Linked DNA regions of Homo sapiens: regions 1 and 3 are each linked to region 2. A link is a loop called in an ENCODE intact Hi-C map of the cell type or tissue named here. Cell type or tissue: gastrocnemius medialis. All regions are shown on one strand.

Evidence for each region. Peaks named below come from ENCODE experiments on the same cell type or tissue, not always from the same donor. Only the 100,000 strongest peaks of a DNase experiment are listed, where the experiment ranks them.
Region 1: a loop joins it to region 2, with 2.1 times the contacts of the local background. A loop is called at or near these places in 2 of 110 quality-filtered maps.
Region 3: it touches region 2 in a loop (4-fold over the local background); 2 of 110 quality-filtered maps call a loop at or near these places.

The regions. Positions count from the first base shown.
Region 1 is chr22:40,151,910-40,159,909 of GRCh38, forward strand. It overlaps a transcript of TNRC6B not described here. Among named protein-coding and RNA genes, the nearest start is that of TNRC6B, 22 kb to the right of the region's middle. In gastrocnemius medialis, a CTCF peak has its summit at 4,224; a DNase peak (open chromatin) is centred at 4,212; H3K4me3 peaks cover 298 bases; H3K27ac peaks cover 3,462 bases.
Region 2 is chr22:40,274,154-40,282,153 of GRCh38, forward strand. It overlaps TNRC6B (trinucleotide repeat containing adaptor 6B), which reads left to right. Exons shown (of 23, transcript NM_001162501.2): 8 at 2,924-2,998; 9 at 3,846-3,891; 10 at 5,842-5,990; 11 at 6,966-7,136. LOC124905121 (a long non-coding RNA gene) reads right to left here and starts at 2,680. Exons shown (of 2, transcript XR_007068107.1): 1 at 2,378-2,680. In gastrocnemius medialis, no CTCF peak of the experiment used is centred here; DNase peaks (open chromatin) are centred at 3,488 and 7,736; H3K4me3 peaks cover 2,127 bases; H3K27ac peaks cover 7,875 bases.
Region 3 is chr22:40,650,862-40,658,861 of GRCh38, forward strand. It overlaps LOC124905122 (a long non-coding RNA gene), which reads left to right and starts at 987. Exons shown (of 2, transcript XR_007068108.1): 1 at 987-1,109; 2 at 1,818-3,910. RefSeq lists enhancers at 758-1,957, 1,439-1,538 and a cis regulatory region at 3,721-4,095. In gastrocnemius medialis, CTCF peaks have their summits at 1,014, 1,225 and 3,800; DNase peaks (open chromatin) are centred at 970, 1,290 and 3,780; H3K4me3 peaks cover 1,509 bases; H3K27ac peaks cover 4,870 bases.

The DNA of each region.
Region 1 (8,000 bases), 120 kb before region 2:
AGATTCAACACTGAATAACAGGAATTCCAGAAGGAGAGAACAGAAGTTGGAAGGGAGGAAACTGTCAAATAAGTAGAGAAAATGTCCCAAACCTGAAAAACAAGAGATTCTAGATTATAAGTACTTACCTAGCACCAGTTCAATAAATAAAAAAAGAACCTTGCTTAGTGGTTTGCATTTTTAAAAACTAAGGATAAATGAAAGCTCCTAAAAGGGTTTTTTGTTTTTGGTTTTGTTTTTCTTTCTTTCTTACCACTATAAAAATAAGGACTTAAATGTTTCTAGAGAAGACACATGCAATACACTAGGACTTAGAATGATACTGAGCTTCTGTGTAGCAGCTATGGGAGCTAGAAGACAACGGAGCATCACCCTCAAAATTTTGGACGGAAAAGTTTACTGACTTCAACGTTTTTGTTTGTTTGTTTTTGTTTTTGTGATGGAGTCTTGCTCTGTTGCCAGACTGGAGTGCAGTGGCACGATCTCGGCTCACTGCAAGCTCCGCCTCCCGGGTTCATGCCATTCTTCTGCCTCAGCCTCCTGCGTAGCTTGGACTACAGGTGCCCACCACCACGCCCGGCTAATTTTTTTTGTATTTTTAGTAGAGACGGGGTTTCACCATGTTAGCCAGGATGGTCTCGATCTCCTGACCTTGTGATCCGCCCGCCTTGGCCTCCCAAAATGCTGGGATTACAGGCGTGAGCCATCGCACCCGGCCACACCCGGCTAATTTTTGTATTTTTAGTAGAGATGGGGTTTCACCATGTTGGCCAGGATGACCTTGATCTCTGGACCTTGTGATCCGCCTGCCTCAGCCTCCCAAACTGCTGGGATTACAGGTGTGAGCCACCGTGCCTGGCTTTAACTTTTATATTTAATTAAATATGTGGGTAAAAAAAATGTTTTTATGGCCGGGTGTGGTGGCTCACACCTATAATCCCAGCACTTTGGGAGGCTGAGGCAGATGGGTCACCTGAGGTCAGGAGTTCGAGACCAGCCTGGCCAACATGGTGAACCCCTGTCTGTACTAAAAATACAAAAAATTAGCCAGGTGTAGTGGCACACATCTGTAGTCCCAACTACTCGGGAGGCTGAGACAGGAGAACCGCTTGAACCCAGGAGGGGAGGCTGCAATGAGCCAAGATCACACCACTTCTCTCCAGCCTGGGCAACAGAACGAGACTCCATCTCAAAAAAAATAAAAATAAATAAAACATTTTTATGTGTCAGTTATATGTGTGGATAAAACAAGGACGTTTCAGTCATTCAAGGTCTCAAAAAAATTCACCTTCTATATACCTTTTATCAGGAAATCACTGGAATATATACTCCACCTGAATCAGTGAGTAAACTGTAAAAGAGACAGAGGATCTGGGAAACAGATGCTCCAGCTTAGGAGAAAGAGGAGGGCATTCCAGAGATGAAGAGGAGGAGACATCCCTAGCGAGATGTCAGCGATTCAGTGGCCTAGAAAGCAATCAATCCAGTTCGGAGCAGGAGAAACCCCTGAGGGTGTCTCCAAGGCGGAGTGAAACTGATAGATTACCTGAAGTGTTTGAACTGATTAAGAGGAGATTTACAGTTCTGTTGGAGAGTTTGAGGATGAATTAATGAAAAATACATAACAAATACTAAGCTAGAAAAAAAAAAACAAAAAGAATAAGAAGAGGAAGTGGTAATTATTAGTTCCAGGGAAACCAAAATTATACAAGAAAGGAAATTTAATTATAGCATTCCATATGATTCAGCTGTATATATTTACTACATAATAGCACTGTTAGCACTGAATATTGAGTTGAACAAAAACGGTAACTTACATTGTGAGGAAGGGAGGATGGAGGCTTATGTTGTGAGGGTGGGGCAGGGGTGGAAAGTACTGTTTTTGTTTGTCAGCCGGTAGTATTAATGTTATTTGACTTTTTAAATAATGTATATGTATTTAATATAAATTTTAATTTTTAAATAAAATTAGTAATTTAAATTATAATAAATCATTAAAGAAAGGGAATAATTCCATTTATGAAATTATATTAATTAATATTAATATTAAGAAATTATTGGCTTTCTTTATTTTTTTTTAAGACTTAGGGTCTCGCTGTGTTGCCCAGACTGGAGTGCAGTGGCTATTCACAGGTGTGATCATAGAGCGCTACAGTCTTGAACTCCTAGGCTCAATTGATTCTCCTGCCTCTGTCCCCCGAAGTAGCTGGGACTTACAGGGTCATGCCATAGCCCTCAGCCTTTTCTTTATATCTTTAAATATAAAAGCATGGGCTGGGCGCATTGGCTCACTGCTGTAATCCCAGCACTTTGGGAGGCCAAGACGGGTGGATCACGAGGTCAGGAGATCGAGACCATCCTGGCCAACATGGTGAAACCCTGTCTCTACTAAAAAAATACAAAAATCAGCTGGGCGTGGTGGCAGGCGCCTGTAATCCCAGCTACTCGGGAGGCTGAGGCAGGAGAATCATTTGAACCTGGGAGGTGGAGGTTGCAGTGAGCCAAGATCACGTCATTGCACTCCAACCTGGGTGACAGGGCGAGACTCCATCTCAAAAATAAATAAATAAATAAATAATAAAATAAAAGCATGTATATACGTATGTATGCCTATATGTACATACATATGGTTAAAAATACATATTTTCTGGCTGGGCGTGGTGGCTCACGCCTGTAATCCTAGCACTTTGGGAGGCCGAGGCAGGTGGATCACGAGATCAGGAGATCGAGACTATCCCGGCTGACACGGTGAAACCCCATCTCTACTAAAAATACAAAAAAATTAGCTGAGCATAGTGGCGGGTACCTGTAGTCCCAGCTGCTGGGGAAGCTGAGGCAGGAGAATGGTGTGAACCTGGGAGGCAGAGCTTGCAGTGAGCCGAGATCGCACCACTGCACTCCAGCCTGGGCAACAGAGCAAGACTCTATCTCAAAAAAAAAAAAAAAAAAAAATATATATATATATATATATATATATATATATATACATATATATATATATTCTGCTTCAATTTGCTCTAAAATATATATATATTTGGACTTGATATTTATAGAATCATACTACATATGCATTCTTTTGTGACTTGCTTCCTTCACTTGATTACCTTTTTGTAACTCACCCAGATTGAGGTGTGTAGCTGTAGTTCATTCATTTTCATGCAATATAGTATTCTATTTTCTGAAAACACCATAGCCTATTTATCTGTTTTACTGTTGACAGATGTTTATTCTTCTATTTTTTTCTGTTAAAAATAATTCCACTATAAATACTTTTGTATATGTGCAAAAGCTTCTCTAGGTATATACCTATAAGTAAGTGCAGTTACTAATGTGTACAGTAAATGCATCTTCAAATGTAATAGATAATGCAAACTTTTTGTTGTTGTTGTTGTTGGGGGAGACGGAGTCTTGCTCTGTCGCCCAGGCTGGAGTACAGTGGCGTGATCTCGGCTCACTGCCACCTCTGCCTCCCAGGTTCAAGCAATTCTTCTGTCTCAGCCTCCTGAGTAGCTGGGACTAAAGGCGCACACCACCACATCCAGCTAATTTTTGTATTTTTAGTAGAGACGGAGTTTCACCATGTTGGCCAGGATGGTCTTGATCTCCTGACCTCATGATCTGCCCGCTTTGGCCTCCCAAAGTGCTGGGATTACAGGCGTGAGCCACCCTGCCTGGCTGACAAAACTGCTTTTCAAAGTAGCTATACCAGTTTTCCCTCCCACTAGGAGTGGATAAGAGTTGCTATTGCTGCATACCCTTGTCAACACTTGGTATTACCTGACTTTAATTTTAGCCAACCTAGTAGTTGTGAAATGGTTTTAATTTGCATTTTCTTGACTGACATAAGATTGAACATCTTTTCATATGTTTAGAAACTGTTTATGTGTTCTCTTCAGTGAAATTCCTGCTTGGTTATTTGCAGATTTTTCTAGTAGGTTGTCTTTGTCTCATTGATTCATCACCGTTCTTTTATATTCTAGATGCTAATCCTTTGTCAGAGTTATGTGTTTTGCCGATCAACATGTTTCCTTTTTTCTGCAGATCTAATCACTCAAGGAGAAGTTTGAAAACCATTGGCCCAGGCTTCTGTTCTGTGCACCACAGTGAAACGGCCCTGTGGTTCTGCACAGGGCAGGTGTGGGTTCTTGGAGTGAGTCGCATTGTAGTTACTGACTGCTGCTGACCTGTGGTGCTTGCCTTTGCAGGTGGAACAGGAGGATTTTGTAATGGAAGGGCATGGCAAGACTCCACCTCCTGGTGAAGAAAGCAAACAGTGAGTCACAGTTTATTTAAAAAGAGTCCTATTACAGATCCTCGGAAACACTTTGGTTCAACATGCTGATAAGCGTGTTTGTCAGAGATGTATACGTTGGAGACATTGGGGAACTCACCAGTTGCTTTGGTGGCTGTTAATGCATTGCTTCTATTTATAGACCAACTAACTAGAAGGACAAGAAAGTTAGCGTTACAGTTTTTCACACTCGCCTAATCAAAATTTATGTTATGTTGTAGCAAAGGCTTTAAGGCTCAGTATGTTCCAAATTGAACTAATTCTGTTTGGTTGATTTCCAAAGAAAGTATAAAATGGTACATCCTTTTCTCAGTATTGTCTTTCTGAAGTGAACTAAACTAATAGACCATTTCCCTGCAATCTAAGTGTGAATTTATTTGAATGGTACTTTCTGAAATTCTATTCCATTTGGTTATTTACACTGCTGATCTTTGTTTAAATAACAAATTGTTTCTCTAAAGGAACAGGAATTATAAATAATATAACTTAGCCAACATTCCAAATAATTCAGGATCTCTCCCCTAACTCCTTAAGGGGTAATTGGTTTGTTGTTGGTTTTTTTTTTTTTTTTTTCTTGAGACGGAGTATCACTCTTGTCACCCAGGCTGGAGTGCAGTGGTGCAATCTGGGCTCACTGCAACTTCCGCCTCCTGGGTTCAAGCAATTCTCCTTCCTCAGCCTCCTAAATAGGACTAGGTGTGGTGGCGGGGACTACAGTTGCCCGCCACCACACCTAGCTAATTTTTCTATTTTTAGTAGAGATGGGGTTTCACCATGTTAGTCAGGCTGCTCTTGAACTCCTGACCTCAGGTGGTCTGCCTGCCTCGGCCTCCCAAAGTGCTGGGATTGCAGGTGTGAGGCATCGTGCCCAGCCAGGGGTGATTGGTTTTAAACCTGAAGTTGGGAGTCTGTTGGGTAGCTTTTTGATAGCAGTGAGTGAATTTTTTTCCTCTCTCCGTCATAGAATGTGAAAAATTGTGTTGCAGAGCAGACTGGTTTTTCATATGCCCTTTTAAAGGAAAAACAGTTAAGACTGCTTAAAGTACTGACATAACTACTATTTTTTATTCAGACATTAGTCTCCTAAATTGAATGGGCCAGTGATTATGGAATTTACCAAAAATCTATACAGAGAAACTTCTCTCATTCATATTTTTTTTCCTAGAAAATAGTTTAATTTTGGTCTGTCTTAAGAAAATTATGTCTTTAAAACCCTTAGGAATAAATTATGCAGAATGGACTATGCTGCCACGAGGCCAGATTCATTAAAGGAAAATGGCTCGTCTTGTATTTGTTGTGAATGGAAACCAGGATATTTTCACAGCTGGTTTAATTTGCTAACCAGGCAATTTTAAAAATAGCTCACAATATAAATCCTAGCTTTGCTGTATTCTATCAAATGCACTTACATTTTGCATGGGCTGATGGAATCAATTCATCTTTAGCAAATTAGAATGCCAGACATCTAGTCCCAGTAGAATGACAAGAGAAACACTTCAGGTGCTTTTCTCCGTGTCCACTGCACAGCCCTCCACCCCCACACTCTGGTCAAAGGTCTGTCATATAAAAATTATAACTCCATTTGTCGAGGGTTTTCTGTGCACAAGGTACTTTGCTTAAATATGTTTTACTCTGTCATTTCCACTCATTACACCATTTCATCTCCATTTCACTCAGAGATCAGGGTAGGTAACTTGCCCATGGTAATGCAGCTTGAAATGCAATTTAGATTTGAACCCAGATCTTACCGACTCTCTCACACCCTTTGCCATCCTTGGAAGCTATGCTCTTGAAAAATACTGTTGTTAGTAAAACTGCAGTTGTCAAAATCAAAGTCTCATGAATAAGAGGGAGTAGGCCAGGCGTGGTGTGGCTCACTGTAATCCCAGCACTTTGGGAGGCCAAGGCGAGTGGATCACTTGAGGTTGGGAGTTCAAGACCAGCCTGACCAACGTGGTGAAACCCTGTCTCTAGTAAAAAAATACAAAATTAGCCAGGCGTGGTGGCACACGCCTGTAATCCCAGCTACTTAGGAGGCTGAGGCAGGAGAATTGCTTGAACCCAGGAGGCAGAGGTTGCAGTGAGCTGAGATCACACCATTGCACTCCAGCCTGGGCAACAAGAGCGAAACTCCATCTTCAATAAATAAATAAATAAATAAATAAATAAATAAATAAATAAATAAATAAAGAGGGAGTTGAGGGAGACAATGAAAATGGCATAAGCCTATTTTTAAAAAAACAGGTGGAAGTTCTGTACTATAAAGGATATCCATTTCTCAAACAAACCAGTCTTTATCTTTAAAAACCTCTCTAGTAACCCTTATCCTGAATCAGCTTATTTAGGTATTCAGGAAATGTTGCTGGGCAGATTCTCCTACAAGTTTTATGTTATACAAACTGTACTTCTTTGAGAGTTTCAAACAGCCCCAGCAAGTTGGAATGCCATGTGTCGTATCCTTACCATTCTCCCTTGTTTTGTTTTCACAAGTCTCATACTGCCTGGCCTTTTCACAGATGAATTCTGTTCTATTTCTGTTTTCTTCTGGGCCTGGTCAGCTATTACATACTGAAGTGATAAAGCAGAAATCAGTCGTCTCACAAGGTGCTGTGAGCAAAGGTGCTGTGTTCTTTTGTTTGAGGCAACAACAATAAAAATATTTACAAAACAAATTTTTTTTAAATCTCAGAACTGCAGTTGGCAAATGATTATTACTATACTTTGTAAATATGATTCAGTCTGGATAGGGAATCTAGGAACTGAGTAATTTTTTTGCGTGTGTGACAGAGTCTCGCTCTGTCGCCCAGGCTGGAGTGCAGTGGCACAGTCTCGGCTCACTGCAAGCTCCGCCTCCCGGGTTCACGCCATTCTCCTGCCTCAGCCTCCCGAGTAGCTGGGACTACAGGCGCCCACCATCACACCCGGCTGATTTTTCTGTATTTTTAGTAGAGATGGGGTTTCACCGTGTTAGCCAGGATGGTCTCGATCTCCTGACCTTGTGATCTGCCCGCCTCGGCCTCCCAAAGTGCTGGGATTACAGGCGTGAGCCACCGCACCTGGCCGGAACTGAGTAATTTTTTAATAAAAGTAATGTAATATAAGCTTGTCAGAAAACATTCAAACAGCAATTGTGACTGTAGAAATAAAGGTGAGACCTGGCCAGGCGCGGTGGCTCACGCCTGTAATCCCAGCACTTTGGGAGGCTGAGGCGGGCAGATCACGAGGTCAGGAGATCGAGACCATCCTGGTTAACATGGTGAAACCCCGCCTCTAGTAAAAATACAAAAAATTAGCCATGCATGGTGGCGGGCGCCTGTAGTCCCAGCAACTCGGGAGGCTGAGGCAGGAGAATGGCGTGAACCCAGAAGGCGGAGCTTGCAGTGAGCCAAGATTGTGCCACTGCACTGCAGCCTGGGTGACAGAGCAAGACTCCATCTTAAAACATTAAAAAAAAAATTTAAAAATTTAAAAAAAAAGAAAGGTGAAACCCTTCCCTTCCTAATCTTCCTAAACATTTTCTGTACATTTTTAAACAACAATTAAATTGATTTTTCTCCCAATATCATTCTTCTAAGACTTAACTTTTGTAATTTGAGATATTTTCAGTCTATTTCTTTTTCTTTTTTTTTGAGACAAGGTCTCACTCTGTCACCTAGGCTAGGGTGCAATGGTACGATCATAGCTCACTGTAATCTTGAATTCCTGGGCT
Region 2 (8,000 bases):
TTTCCACATTATAATAATCTTTTGGAGGCTCTCAAGGCATACTTTATAAATGCTTTTGCATTCTAAAGCCAGAGAAGTCCTTCCAGTAAATCCCCATAGATATGTAGGAGGGAATCCAGAGGAAGATAATGCTGGCTTCTCCCGCGGCAATCAGCACGTCTTGATTTTATCTGATTTGGGAAATTCCAAGACCCAGAACCCTTCTCCCGACAAATGAAATACCAGTGAGTACTTGTGTGCTATAGCAGCTAAATGATTAATGATATCTCTTTTTTTTTTTTTTTTGAGACGGAGTCTTGCTCTGTCGCCCAGGCTGGACTGCAGTGGTGCAGTCTCAGCTCACTGCAAGCTCTGCCTCCCAGGTTCACACCATTCTCCTGCCTCAGCCTCCCGAGTAGCTGGGACTACAGGCAGCTGCCACCACGCCCGGCTAATTTTTTGTATTTTTAGTAGAGATGGGGTTTCACCATGTTAGCCAGGATGGTCTCGATCTCCTGACCTCGTGATCCCGTCCACCTCGGCCTCCCAAAGTGCTGGGATTACAGGCGTGAGCCTCTGCGCCCAGCCTAGCAGCTAGATGATTTCTCTACATCATGTACCAGGTTGTGTACTAAACTTTTCACCTTCTGTGTGAAAGTCCTCATCACAGTTTGATGAGGACTTTGGTTTTCAATCTAGAACAGTAGTCTTTGAGCCTGAACCAGTGTCTTCGCAGACCCTCTCTTTTTTCAATTCCAGATTTTCGTTTGACAAATAAAATAGTGGAAATACGAAATGGGCATCCAATACTTAACTTCAACATGAGAGTCTTGGCACCCTATGAAACGGTTCACAGCTAATATTCTCCCACGTTTCAAATACCAGATGCCATCTTAGAGGCCTTCCCATGTCTGAGGATTGGGCCTTCATCCCCTTTGCCCTTTGCCTATAGGACACTAATTTTGTAGATGACTCTTTCTTTTATAGCATAAGAATACAGTCTGTTTCTGTTTAGAGATGTTTTGCTTAAGCAGTCACTTACGGGTTTTCTTCTATTAAGAGCTTTTATTTCTTCAGTCACAGAAGGAATTATTCAGCAAACTTTTCAGCATTCCTTGCACTCTTAGGTTGTCTAGTGTGATTTTGGCTTTCTTTTGGTTATTTACAAATTAACAATGAGACTAAATTAACTGATTGAAAGGGACTAATAAATACCTCTCTAGGTTGACAACCAAGATTTAATTAAGTTAATTGGGAATTGACTCTTTCAGCCCCAGTACCAGTGATTCTGACTTTATATACCGAGGGCGTTTTTTTTAAAAATTGTGATAAAATACATATAACATATAATTTACCATAGCGTACATTTTTAAGTGTACAGTTCAGTGGCAATAAGTATATTCACATACTTATGTTGCCATTTACCACCATCTATCCGCAGAACTCTTTCTATCTTACAAAACTGAACTCTGTACCTATTAAACAGTAACTCCCCATTCCCCCCTCCCTCTAGTGAGGGCTTTTTTGACCTTAAAACCTGTACTAGCTGGCTGCGGTGGCTCATGCCTGTAATCCCAACACTTTGGGAGGCTGAGGCAGGTGAATCACCTGAGGTCAAGAGTTCAAGACCAGCCTGGCCAACATGGCAAAACCCCGTCTCTACTAAACCTACAAAAATTAGCTGGGTGTGGTGGCAGGCAGCTGCAATCCCAGCTACTTGGGAGGATGAGGCAGGAGAATTGCTTGAACCCAGGAGGTAGAGGTTGCAGTGAGCCGAGATCGCGCCATTGCACTCCAGCCTGGGTGACAAGAGCGAAACTCAGTCTCAAAAAAAAAAACCGCCCCCCACACACACACCAAAAAAACCTGTACTAAACTTAAGTACTTCGTCACTTTCAAGGATAATAAAATTGATTTGATGACTACCATCACGGGCTGGGCACGGTGGCTCACACCTGTAATCCCAGCACTTTGGGAGACCGAGGCAAGCGGATCACGAGGTGAGGAGATGGAGACCATCCTGGCTAGCATGGTTAAACCCCATCTCTACTAAAAATACAAAAAATTAACCGGGCATGGTGGCGGGTGCCTGTAGTCCCAGCTACTCGGGAGGCTGAGGCAGGAGAATGGCGTGAGCCCGGGAGGCAAAGCTTGCAGTGAGTTGGGATGGCACCACTGCACTCTAGCCTGGGTGACAGAGAAAAAAAAAAAAAAAGATAGCTATCATCACAACATAGAGAATTTTCACCTGTGAAATACACAACTGCACAAAGCCCCAGCCCACCCAGTCCTCTTCATAGTTCCCCCTGCTTCCCTCACAGAAGTGAAAGTGGAGCTCATGGTCAGTGCCTTGTTCAGGGGAGAAACTAGTTTGTCCCATTAAAAAATTAAAACCTACCTCTGCCCTACTTTGCCCAGGAGATCAGCAATGGTGTCTTCCACTAGGTCTCTTTACCACCAGGACCAATGTCTTTTATGCTGTGAAACAAACAGAGGAAGCACTATGAGTTCCTTATAATGCCCAGTTTAAATAGGCTCCTTTCCAAATGACACGCACTGACATCAAACTGTTTTCTCCTAACATAAACCAGTTTGGGTTACGAGGAGAGCAGCCTAATGAAAGTGAAAGTAGTCGTGTGCAAAACTTCTATTTTAGAAAATCATATCAGACTTCTTTCTATTTGAAAAGCAAAAGTACCAGCTGAGCATGTATTTTTCCAGTTACTTCTGGTTCAGTGTGGTGAATTTTATAAAAATGAAAACATAGATATAACTAGGGCTTATTAATCATTTAAACTAACATAAAATATCAACATAATTTTAGTTAAAGAGAAATAGGACTTAAAAAGGTAAACTCAAGTCTACATTTTCAGTCTGTATTAATAAAACTCAGGAGGCTGAAATAAATTATTTGGTTCTGAGGTTCCGTGTTTCATTTCTGTAGTGCTCACTCAAAGGAGGAAACAATGATTCATGGATGAATCCTCTTGCCAAACAGTTTTCAAATATGGGATTGCTGGTAAGTTTTATTTTTTTCAAATGTATAACGTATCCCAACTTTTAGGTTTAATATTAATACCAATTTTAAGACAACTGCCACATATAGTACAAAATTAAAGATTTAAAAACTAGTTAAGCAATGTTCTTGACCTTTTGAGTTAAGTAATATTTCTCTTCTATTCTTATTAATGACATACTCCAACATTTAAAGGTTATGGCTTTTAAATGTGTAGTCATTTTGTCCTTTTCCTTAGGAGGATAGAGAAGAAAGAGGCATTAAAAATTTATACAATTGTTTCCAACCGCATTACTGTACTAGTTTTCATATTATGATTTTTTAAAAAGGCAACGATAACGAAACTAGAAAAACTATACTGGGACTAATTACATAGGGAATTCTTGTAGAATTTCTGATTTCTTTATCTCTCGGCAACGTTGTGGGGACACCCTGTCCCTGGTTGCCAAAAGACAAATGACTTGACTTGGCTGCACAGTTGAAGGTTTGATGACTTGACAAGTCACGAGAAGAAGTTGTCATTATTTGGCGGTCACTCATGGAATTTGATCCTGGGCTGACTAGAACTTAAGGACGGGGGTTTATTTCTTCAGGCAGCTGTTTATCTATTGCTCTCTTTGTAGACTTATTGAGACTAATTGTATGTGAAAACTGAATTGTAGGAATATAGGCCCAAACAGCAATCAAGCTAGCATATTAAAAATGTTAATGTCTTCAGTACCATCAAGTTCATTTCAGAGAACCTTCTATGGTGCCAGTAGTAAGACGTGGCTCTCAGGTGAATAATGCCACTTCTTTGATTCAAAGATGTGCATCCTTAATTCTCTCTCATCTGTTCTTTATTTTCCAGAGTCAGACTGAAGATAATCCAAGCAGCAAAATGGATTTGTCTGTAGGTGTGTATCACTCCGCTGAAAAGAATGGAGTATATCAGTGTTACAGTGTCCTTTTGGCATCTCCTGCCCAATTTGATTAGGGATAGGTGCAGTTCAGTAGACATTGATTGAGCACTTACTCTTTGTAAGGTACTGTGCTAGACACTGGGCAGGGATAGAAAACTCACATGACTACAGGAGTCAGCAAAGAATGTAAATAAGTGATGTGTGCCGGGTATAAGAACCTGGGACGAGGCCGGGCATGGTGGCTCATGCCTGTAATCCCAGCACTTTGGGAGACCGAGGTGGGTGGATTACGAGGTCAAGAGATCGAGACCATCCTGGCCTACATGGTGAAACCCCATCTCTACTAAAAATACAAAAATTAGCTGGGCATGGTGTGGCGCACCTGTAGTCCCAGCAACTCTGGAGGCTGAGGCAGGAGAATGGCGTGAACCCAGGAGGCAGAGGTTGCACTGAGCCGAGATTGTGCCACTGCACTCCAGCCTGGCAACATAGCGAGACTCAGTCTCAAAAAAAAAAAAAAAAAACCTGGGACGAGGTGGCCACAGGTTAACTGTGGAGCGTCCACCTAGAAGAATCAGCCTTGCATTGCTCCTAGCAGTTGCTGCTCTGGAGGAATCCAGGCTGAGCTATGACAAGTCTTTCAGCAGAGGCCAGAAATTCAGATATATACTGGCATTATGATTTTTGTATTTATTTATTGATTTTTTGAGACGGAGTCTTGCTCTGTCACCCTGGCTGGAGTGCAGCAGCTTGATCTCTGCTCACTGCAACCTCTGCCTCCCAGGTTCAAGCGATTTTTCCCGCCTGAGTCTCCTGAGTAGCTGGGATCACAGGCGTGTGCCGCCACGCACAGCTAATTTTTGTATTTTTAGTAGGGACGGGATTTCGCCATTTTGGCCAGGCTGGTCTCGAACTCCTGACCTCCAGTGATCCACCTTCCTCGCCTTCCCAAAGTGCTGGGATTGCAGGTGTGAACCACTGTGCCCAGCCCTGATTTTTATATGTCAGAACTAATTCGGGTCTCTTAAAATGCTCTATGGGGCCAAACAAATTGTGTGCCAGATGTGGCCCTCAAGTTGCCAGTCCTGTCTGTACCAGGATGCTTCGTTATTGACAAACTCTCACATTGCAACTGGAGTGGAAACGGTGTTAGCCACTAGTCTGTGGGGTTTTCATAGTAATGCTCTTGATCACCCTGAGGAACTTGAAAAGAATCAAACTAAGAAGAAATGAAAATAATTCTGGGTAGTAAAGGAAGTAGGTAGTCTTTGATCTATGATATTTCTAAATATGAGAATAATTAAAACATAAGTTTCCTGGGGCAGCACTGGTTATATCAGCAGACGACAGCACATTTATAGAGTTGTGAAAGAAAAGTGGTATAGTTATGGCACCTGGGAAATTGCACCGTGTAGGTAATGTGGACACATCTTCTGTGTTCAGCTCTTAAGTTCTAAATTTTAGGGCAACCACTGTGCCTCTTTGATCTTTTTATTCCTTGTAACTATGTTTCACCCAGACCATTTATCTAGATGATGCTAAAATAGCAAAAACAGACAACTTCTCTCCCTGAGGACATTTGAATTTATGAGCAAGATGTGTTCATCAGACACATCAGTATCCAGTCTAAATGTTTTCTTAGCGAGATTTTTGCCAGGTTATCCCTAAGGCTCTTTCAGTCTTCCATGGAAAACAAACTACAACAGATACATGTTTTGTTTTGTTTTTTAAAATAAATAAATAAATAAAAAGGACCCATGTGTGTTCCAGGGACAAACACCAGCAGCCTGGACCAATGAGAGTTTGTCTCGTCTTATCCCCAGAAATAGAAATATTAATAGCTTATACCCAGCACCCCCATGAGGATAGTGGGGCAGGTCACTCTTGGTTCATGGGGGAAACATTGATTCTGGAAATTTTCACTCTGTGTATGCTACTTTTCAGGAAGCCTTTCAGATAAAAAATTTGATGTGGACAAGCGAGCGATGAATCTCGGGGATTTTAATGATATCATGAGGAAGGATCGATCTGGGTTCCGTCCACCTAATTCCAAAGACATGGGAACCACAGATAGTGGGCCTTATTTTGAGAAGGTGAGTTGAATCCTTTGTTTAAGATAATAATTCATGAGAACCGCTTTGGTTCCCATTTGTCTTTTGATAACTGATTCTAGAGGAAGCATAGAATTACTGAACTAGATGAGCAAAACACAAACATCACCTGCATTAACGTGGTGACCTGAAAACCATTGATGTCAACAGGTGATCAGGCAAGAGCAAGAACCATCTGTCTTTAGCATGTGTGTATTAGAAAATCTGAGTTTTGAGAAATTCATGAAGTGTGGAAATTTTAGAGATAAACTTACTCTGCATTCTTTTTTCCGCTGCTGTGCAGCTACAAAATAAATTTTGGGATTTTGTGCAAATATTCCATGTCTCCTAAGGCCTTGCCTTCTTCTAGTTTTGAGATAACTCTGTTGTTATCTTTCCCCAGTTCCTAGCGATCTGTGTTTAGTTACAATGGTATACTTTTCAAATTCTCATCTACCTAATTTAACCAAGCAGTTTCTACCTATTGGTTTTGATGTTTAACATTTCTAATGGTGGGAATTATATCTTGATCCAGAATACCAATTTGCTGTGTTCCTGATCTTCAGAAAGCAGTTAAAACCAAAATTTTTAAATCTGGCACGTTTTGACACTGTTGTTGCTGGTCCAGACAGCAACATATTCACAAGATTGGCCTGGCTTCTGTTTCAGCAGCCACATTGCTAGAGTAATCAATATTAGATGCGTAAAAATAAAGTGTCTGGCAATTTTTATTGTAATGCAATGGACAGAACGTGTTACTAACTTAGAGGAAAAGAAAAATCTATATCAAAGAAGATGACAGATGGTGTCTGTTGGGCCAAGTGTAAAGATTATTATCAGATCCAAATTCCATCCTTGGTTATTGCTAATACACTCTAACTTTGTTTATTGCTAGTGTTTCTCTCTTTTCCCTTCTTGCATTCTGTTGCTTCACTAACCAACACTCGTTGTGATTGGCTAACTCCTACTACTTTTCAGCTGACTTTGCCTTTCTCCAATCAAGATGGGTGCCTTGGGGATGAGGCTCCCTGCTCTCCCTTCTCCCCTTCTCCCAGCTACAAGCTGTCTCCCTCTGGTTCCACACTACCCAACGTCAGCCTTGGAGCAATCGGCACAGGGCTCAACCCCCAAAACTTCGCTGCTAGACAAGTAAGGAGGCCTCTCAAATTTATAACTGCTTGGCTATGGCCTCGCCTTGGTCCTGGTCTGCAGTTTATTGCATCATTTGTCTGTCTTGGGAAATTTGTTGATTACTGAATGCACAGAATGATATTAAGTGTAGGTTCTAGATCTTTCAGCCCATAGAACCCATCTCTCTTCATGTTTTTCAACACGGATTTTATTTTAAACCTGTATTTTTTTTTTTGTCTCCTCATTTTTGATCATAAGTTCATATTTAATAAGTAATAACTGACTAAGGAAAATGTTAAAGAGGCTACGTAAGTACCTTAGACAATCTAACTTAATGCATTTGCCATTTTAAACATTAGATTGGATATGTAATACTTTGGAGATCTTTTCAATTTAATAAACCTGCTAATTTAAAAATAGGAAAACTAGTATGATTAAGTATTTGTGGGTTATGGCATCTTGAAATCTAGTGTCTTTAAGTGTAAAATATAGTAATTACCCGGAGAAGGGTAACTTTAAATAGTAAACGGTGAAGCTTTGGGAAGAATGGGTATTGCTGAGACACAGCAGTGTTTCATTGCACCTGGGGTTGGATCTGGCAACCCTCCAGGGAAGGGCTGTGCAGTAGAAACAAGACAGGCAGGCCTGGGAGGATCATGCCTCCTCACCTTGCCAGGCCTGAGGGTGCACAGCATGACCCTGCCTGCCTTCCCACAATAGCTCTGTTGTAGTTTTTGTGGAGAAAACCAGGACTTTGGAGTCACAATTCCTTTGCAACAATAACCCCAGCAGTGATAGCCATACTTCTGTGACCACTTACTTGTCACTGTGACCTTCACCTCAGGACGTTGTGGGAGGACGTTAATTATACAACTTGTAATT
Region 3 (8,000 bases), 380 kb after region 2:
GATTACAAGCGTGAGCCACCGCGCCCGGCCAACAGTGCAGTGTCTTAACGGTAGCTCTGCACAAAGTCACAAATTAGTCACAGTAACTTGTTACTTTGTATTCCTCTCACCTGTTTTGTGAGATTCCACAATTTCTCCTGCCTTCAGTTGCATTGCTTGGTGTATGATACATAGTCAATCTTTTTATCCATATCTCAGGAGCAAAATGTAACACAAATTCTACTTGTGGGTATCTTCCTGTATTCGGTTTTACAAAGCACTTGCATGTTGCCTTGTCAGGAAAGAGCAGTTGTTTCTCCAAAGAGAAAAGTTGTTTCACTAATATTAAGCTCATTCCCTATAGCTCAGTGTCCTTGCCTTTCTCTCTACATAATCACTTTTTATCCAAATGCTGAGTCACTATATAATTTTTTGAAGACATTTTAAATAGCCCTCAATTCAGTACACGCAGCACCAACACTGCACCTAACTCAGCTGAAGTTAAGACAATATGAACAGCTATGTTTAATTTATCAAATTTGCAAGCAATGATGATTCCATTAAAATGAAAAAAAATCATGTTTTAGGATTAGTTAAATGTGGTAGCAAATGCTGGTACTGATTAGAATTCTTACAACTGCAAGTGACAGGAAACAGACTAACTTAAGCAAAAGGACTGCATTAAGCCAGGAAATTCCAAAAGTCCCTGTAGTATAACAGTTTCAGGTATGGCTGGATTCAGGACTCCAGAATATAACCAGGACTCAGTTTCCTGCCATTTCTCTTTCTTTTCCGCAGGGTTGGTGTCAGTGGCAGGTTTCACATGCTGGCAAGCTGGAGCCAGCAGCTCCAGCTCCAGCTCTAGCACCCCTGGAGTTTTGAGTCCAGTGAAAAAAACGATGAGAGGCTTTGTCCCAGATATTTTAGCCTGAGTCTCAATGCCTCTCATTGGCTCCAACAGATCACATGCCCAGCCCTGAGCCAATCAACATGGCCACATCCGGGTCAGTTACTACTGCCTCCGCCCCATGCTGTGGAGCCCGGCTGGAAGCCCGGGGGTTGTTGGGTCTTCACCCGGGAAATGGGGAGAGAGACTGCGGGGCAGCTGGCACCACATACGTGCCTTACAGGTGGGGTGTGGGGACTTAGGAGGGCTTAGCACCCAGAGCATTAGCCCAGGGCCTGGCCCCTGGTGGCTTCTCCCGGCCGCTGGCTGCTTGGCAGGGCTGGAGGGGAGGAGACCCACAGTTTCGGGCTTGAGTCACCTCCCTCCTGGCCAGGCTTCGGCGGCACTGACTCAGCGCCTGCGTGAGCTGGATGCTGCCTGGAAAGCTAATCAGCCTCTGAGGCGAGTCATGCCTCCTGTGACGTGGGCTTGTGCTGTGAGTGGGCGGGAATGAATGAAGAAGCGTGGGCTCACCATGGTTCCTAGAGTGTTGATGAAGTGACGGGAGAGGGAGGCGGAAGTCAAGAGCAGCCCTTGGAAAAGGCTGCCAGCCCAGGCTGTGATGCTGTCTGCGGGCCCGTGCAGCCTGGTCCCGGGGTGGGCTCTCTGCACGCGGGCCCGTGCAGCCTGTTCCCGGGATGGGGCACACAGCTGCCACCTCCCCACACCCCAGCACCGGGGAGCGCCCCAGGGCTCCGCTGTGGCCTGCCCTGCGGCTGGCAGGCCATCCTCCGGTTCGTCCCTGTGTTTCAAACCTAAGTTCCATGAGGCAGGACGGGGTTGGTGGGGTCGGGCAGGAGGGCCGGGGATTGGAAGGTTGGCCAGCTCTACCTCCTGCCCTTCCCACCGCACCCCAAACTTAGCCTTGACAAACGGATCTCTGCCCTTCTAGGGGAGAGGAGAGGAGAAGAAATGGTGGTAGAGAAAGAAAGGCAAGGGGAGCTGTGCAGAACCACCCGGAAGCTTGAGAGTTCAACGCGGAGAACCTGCTCTGTGCCAGGCCCCCACCTGGGAGGTGTGGGCAACCTTCCTGCCTTCCGGGTGCTCAGAGTCTAGTCTGGAGACAATAAGAAAAATGGTTAATCACCATGGAATGTGCTAGCGCCTTAGCCCGAAGCAGGGGTCTGGTTATTGAGGTTTGTTGAAGGAAGATGCCTGTAAGGGCTGGGTGCGGTGGCTCACGCCTGTAATCCCAGCACTTTGGGAGACCAAGGTGGGCGGATCACCTGAGGTCAGGTGTTCGAGATCAGCTTGGTCAACATGGTGAAACCCTGCCTCTTCTAAAAATGCAAAAATTAGCCAGGCGTGGCAGTAGGTGCCTGTAATCCCAGCTACTCGGGAGGCTGAGGGAGGAGAAGCACTTGAACCCGGGAGGCAGAGGTTGCAATGAGCTGAGATTGGCCACTGCACTCCAGCCTGGGTGACAAGAGCAAAACTCCCCCTCAAAAAAAGAAAAGAGGGGGAGGGCAGGGGAGAAGGGGGAAGGGGGAAGGAAAGCAGGTATTGAAGGAGAAATTGCTGAGCTGGGCTCAGGTCTAGCCTTGGCCTGGGTTAGAGGAGTGGGCTCCAAGCAGAGTGGCCCCCTTAGAGGCAAAGAGAATGGCCTTGTCTGCCTCCTTTCAGGCTTTGGATGGGGCTGATAGGTGAGGTGGTGGGTGCTTGTCAGCCAAGGGCCCCTCCACATAAGGGGACAGGTGGGGGGCAGCTGCGAGTCTGTAGACCCAAGACTTGCAGCAGCTGGAGGACCGGTGAGCAGCCTGGTAAAGCGACCTGGGGAGGCACCAGCAGCATCTGCTGCAGTATGGCCACACTAGCTGTTTGATGGAGGACAGGGTAGGGAGCAGAGAGTAGGGAGCCGAGGGCAGGGAGCTTCCAGAAGGTCATTCTGCTGCATTGTGAAGAACAGCTGAGGAGGCGGCCAAGAGAAGAAAGGTCCGAGGGGGGCCGGGCGCAGTGGCTCACGCCTGTAATCCCAGCACTTTGGGAGGCCGAGGCGGGTGGATCATGAGGTCAGGAGTTTGAGACCAGCCTGGACAACATGGTGAAACCCCGTCTCTCCTAAAAATATAAAAATTAGCTGGGGCATGGTGGTGCGTGCCTGTAGTCCCAGCTACTCGGGAGGCTGAGGCAGGAGAATTGCTTGAACCCAGGAGGCAGAGGTTGCAGTGAGCCAAGATTGTACCACTGCACTCCCGCCTGCACGACAGCATGAGACTCTGTCTTAAAAAAAAAAAAAAATGGCCCGAGGGGTCGACATGTGCAGAAGTTACAGGAGCACACAGCCCTTTCTGGAAACCCTAAGATGTTTAAGGGTAACACGGGGTATGGGGGGAAGCAGGAGGTGGTGGTGAGAGAAGAGGCCTGACCCTGAAGGGTCACGTGTGCTCAACAAAAACAGGAGTTCTAAAAGAACCGGATTTTCCTTTCACCCCACCTCAGTTTTTTCTGCAAACAGTTGTGCGTGAAATCAGGACCCAGATGCTGCAGAACTGAAGTGGGAAGGGACTGACCACCACTGGGCAAAAGGCCGAAGAGGGTAGGCCACAGAGGGGCTGTCTCTAAGGGCTAAAAATACAAGGGTTGAGACCAACTGAAGTGTGGCGATTTCCTTGACGTTGGCATTTTGGTTTTGTTTTCCTTTTTTTAAGATAAGAGTTATATAGTAACTCAGAGCTCAGTAACATCAGCATTTTGGAAGTAGGATAGGAAGAAAGTCTCATCACAAGGGAGCCCTGTGGAGAGGAATGAGCACAGAATTTGGAGTCAGAAGAGTGGAAGGCCTGGGCTTGGGGCCTGGCTGCACCGTGCCGGCTGGATTGTTCTGGGAAAGCTGCCCAACTCTCTGCTCCGCAGTCCCCACATCTGTCACTAGGGATCATATCTGCCTCACAGGATCAGCTGAGATAAGGCACGTGTGTAAAAGGCTGTACAAATGTTAGTTACTATAAGGTTGTCTCAAAAAAATAAAACCCACGGCAAAGAGTATCCCAAGGCAGGCTCATTTTACTCCAATTACCATTTGGCACCGAGCAGATCAGGGGACTTACTGCATGACACAGCAAGTCAGTGGAAGAGCCAAGGAGTGCACTCATCCAAGTTACTGATTCCGATGTCAGCAAAACCTGCTGAAACCCATCTTCACACTGCAGTTCAGAGGGTGTCCCCAGGAAGCACCTCTCTGCAAAGCATGTTCAACGTAGTTCCCAGTGGCCTGCCAAATGGTCAGCAGCAAGGTGTAACTGGATGTCGCTTCCAGGAAGCAGAGTGAAAAGAGACAAGGAGTAGGAAACTAATGTCCAGAGTCGGCCATTTGCCCCAGGGACCGGAGTGGAGACTGCATTTCTAAGTGCTTCCTCTGTCCACAGCCCTCCTCCCCCATACCTTTTAAAAACAGATTTGCTGGCTGGGTACGGTGGCTCATGCCTGTAATCCCAGCACTTTGGGAGGCTGAGGCAGGTGAATTGCCTGAGCTCAGGAGTTCGAGACCAACCTGGACAAAACCCTATCTCTAGCAAAAAATACAAAAAGTTAGCCGGGCCTTGTGGTGCATACCTGTGGTTCCAGCCACTGGGAAGGCTGAAGTGGGAGGATCACTTGAGCCTGGGAGGTGGAGGTTGGAATGAGCTGAGATTGCGCCACTGCACTCCAACCTGAGTGACAGAGTGAGACCCCATCTCACAAAAACAAAACACAGATTTGTTGGCTGGGCATAGTGGCACATGCCTGTAATCCCAGCACTTTGGGAGGCCGAAGCGGAAGGATCACTGGAGTCCGGGAGTTTGAGACCAGCCCAAGCTGTGCAGCCCAGGCAACACAGCAAGACTTTGTGTTTCTTTTACAAAAAAAAAATTAGCCAGGTTTGGTAGTGTACACCTGTAGTCCTAGCTACTCTGGAGGCTGGGGTGGGTGGATCTCTTGCTTCCAAGAGTTCAAGGCTGCAGTGAGCTGATTATACCACTGTACTGTGGCCTGGGAAACAGAGTGAGACCCTGTCTCAAAAAAAAAAAAAACACCCAAAAGACAAAACACCACATTTGTTGAAATATAATTCACATACAATAAAAATACATCGTTTTAAAATGGACAATTCATGGTGATGTGCACCCGTAGTCCCAGCTACTTGGAAGGCTGAGATGAGAGGATCGCTGTGAGTCAATGAAACCTCTTTCCTTTATAAATTACCCAGTCTCAGGTATTTCTTCATAACAGAATGAGAATGGACTAATACATCCTCCCACCTCATCCTCCTAAAGTGTTGGGATTACAGGCGTGAGCCACCGCACCCAGCTGTTTACACTCTCTTGATGGTGTCCTTTAAAGCACACAAGTTGGTAGGAAGCAGTAGCTCATGCCTGTAATCCCAGCACTTTGGGAGGCCCAGGTGGGAGGATTGCTTGAGGCCAGATTGGGCAACATAGCAAGACCTCCATCTCTACAAAATTTTAAAAATTAGCTGGGTGTGGTGGTGCATGCCTGTAGTCCCAGGTACTCAGGAAGTCAAGGCTGAAGGATCACTGCAGCCTTGAGTCCGGCAGGTTGAAACTGCAGTGAGTTGTGATCGCACCACTGCACCCTAGTCTGACCAAAAGAATGAGACCCTGTCTCAGAAAAAAAAAAAAGAAAAAAAGGGGAAAAAACCCATAAAATTTTAAAATCATTATTAAGTCTAATTTATCTATTATTTTTTCTACTCTTGCTTGTGCTTTTGGTGTCAATCTAAGAAGTCTTTGCCTTACCCAAGGTTTACTGCTGCACTTTCTTCTAAGAGTTTTATAGTTTTCGTTCTTACAATTAGGTCTGTGATCCATTTTGAGATATTTTTATTTATTTACTTTTTTTGAGATGGAGTTTTGCTCTTGTTGCCTAGGCTGGAGTGCAATGGCGCGATCTCAGCTTACTGCAACTTCTGCCTCCCAGGTTCAAGTGATTCTCCTGTCTCAGCCTCCCGAGTAGCCTGGAATTACATGCACATGCCACCACGCCTGGCTAATTTTGCATTTTTAATAGAGATGGAATTTCACCATGTTGGCCAGACTGGTCTCAAACTCCTGACCTCACATGATCCGCCTGCCTTGGCCTCCCAAAGTGCTGGGATTACAAGTATGAGCCACCATGTCTGGCCAAGTTAATGTTTGTTTATCGGGTGAGACAGGCATCCAACTGCATTTTTTTTTTTAATTTTTGAGACGGAGTTTCACTCTTGTTGCCCAGGCTGGAGTGCAATGGCACGATCTTGGCTCACCGCAACCTCCGCCTCCTGGTTTCAAGCAATTCTCGTGCCTCAGCCTCCCGAGTAGCTGGGATTACAGGCATGTACCACCACGCCCAGCTAATTTTGTAATTTTAGTAGAGACGGGCTTTCACCATGTTGGTCACGCTGGTCTCGAACTCCCGACCTCAGGTGATCCACCTGCCTTGGCCTCCCAAAGTGCTGGGATTATAAGCATGAGCCACAGTGTCAGGCTGCATTTTTTTTTTTTTTAATTGCATGTGGATATCTGGCTCTTCCATATTATTCATTCCCCCAATGAATTGTCTTGGCATCTTTGTAAAAAAAAAAAGAAAAAATCACACAGCTCCTTTTTAAAGAAAGTAGACCAGGCTGGGTACAATGGCTCATGCCTGTAATCCCAGCACTTTGGGAGGCCAAGGCGGGTGGATCACTGGAGGTTAGGAGTTCGAGACCAGCTTGGCCAACATGGCGAAACCCTGTCTCTACTATACAAAAAATAGCCGGGTGTGGTGTCGGGTGCCTGCAATCCCAGCTACTTGGGAGGCTGAGGCAGGAGAATTGAACCCAGGAGGCGGAGGTTGTAGTGAGCAGAGATCATGCGATTGCACTCTAGCCTGGGCAACGACAGTGAAACTCCGTCTCATAAATAAATTAAAAATAAGTAAATAAATAAAGTAGACCATAAGCAGCTTGTGCAGCTCTTACAATTTCTGGCAAGTGAAACCAAGCCTCGGACACAGGCACTTCAGACCAGTGCCTATAGCCTGAGGTGACCACTGGTGCTTAATGGGGATTCCTAATACTTGATGGAGGCAAAAAAAAAAGTCCAATTCTGTCTCAGACATCACAGAAGCGTGGTGCCCACAGGGAAAGTGGATGACCTAGCTTTATCTGGTTCTCCCCACCTGCTACAGAAACCCTTAGCACCTCACTGGATCTGCAAGGCCTTTTGAATCAAGTAGCAGCACCTTCTCTTCCTCAGGGCTCCACTCAAAGCTGGTAGTTTGTTTTTATTTTATTTTATTTTTTTTGAGACGGAGTCTCACTCTGTTGCCCAGGCTGGAGTGCAGTGGCGTGATCTTGGCTCCCTGCATCATGCTCTGCCTCCTGGGTTCACAGCATTCTCCTGCCTCAGCCTCCCGAGTAGCTGGGACTACAGGCGCCTGCCACAATGCCCAGCTAATTTTTTGTATTTTTAGTAGAGACAGGGTTTCACCGTGTTAGACAGGATGGTCTCGATCTCCTGACCTCATGATCCGCCCGCCTTGGCTTCCCAAAGTGCTGGGATTATAGGCGTGAGCCACCGCGCCCGGCCAAAGCTGGTAGCTTTTAGGTCATCTAGTAAATGGGTTGGAACAGCAAATAGTATATAATGACTCCCAAATCCAAAGAGTCTCATGAAATATCACTTCTCTCTCTCTCTCTCTTTTTAATTGTTAAGGAATGGGATCTTGCTATATGCCCAGGCTGGAGTGTAGTGTGATTCACAGGCGTGATCATAGCACACTGAGGCCTCGAATTCCTGGGCTGGTGCCCAGGTGTGTGCCACTGCACCTGGCTAATCACACCTCTTTTGTGGTAGTGGGTGTAACGTAAGGTAAACTGTTCTTTACTTTTTTTTTTTTTTGGAGACAGAGTCTTGCTCTGTCATCCAAGCTGGAGTGGCAGTGGCATGATCATGGCTCACTGCAGCCTCAACCTCCCAAGCTCAAACAGTCCTCCTCACCTCAGCCCTCTGAGTAACTGGGACCACAGGCATGCACCACCATATGCCCGGCTAATTTTTTATTTTTCGTAGAGACAAGGTCTTACTATGTTGCCCACGCTGGTCTTGAACTGCCA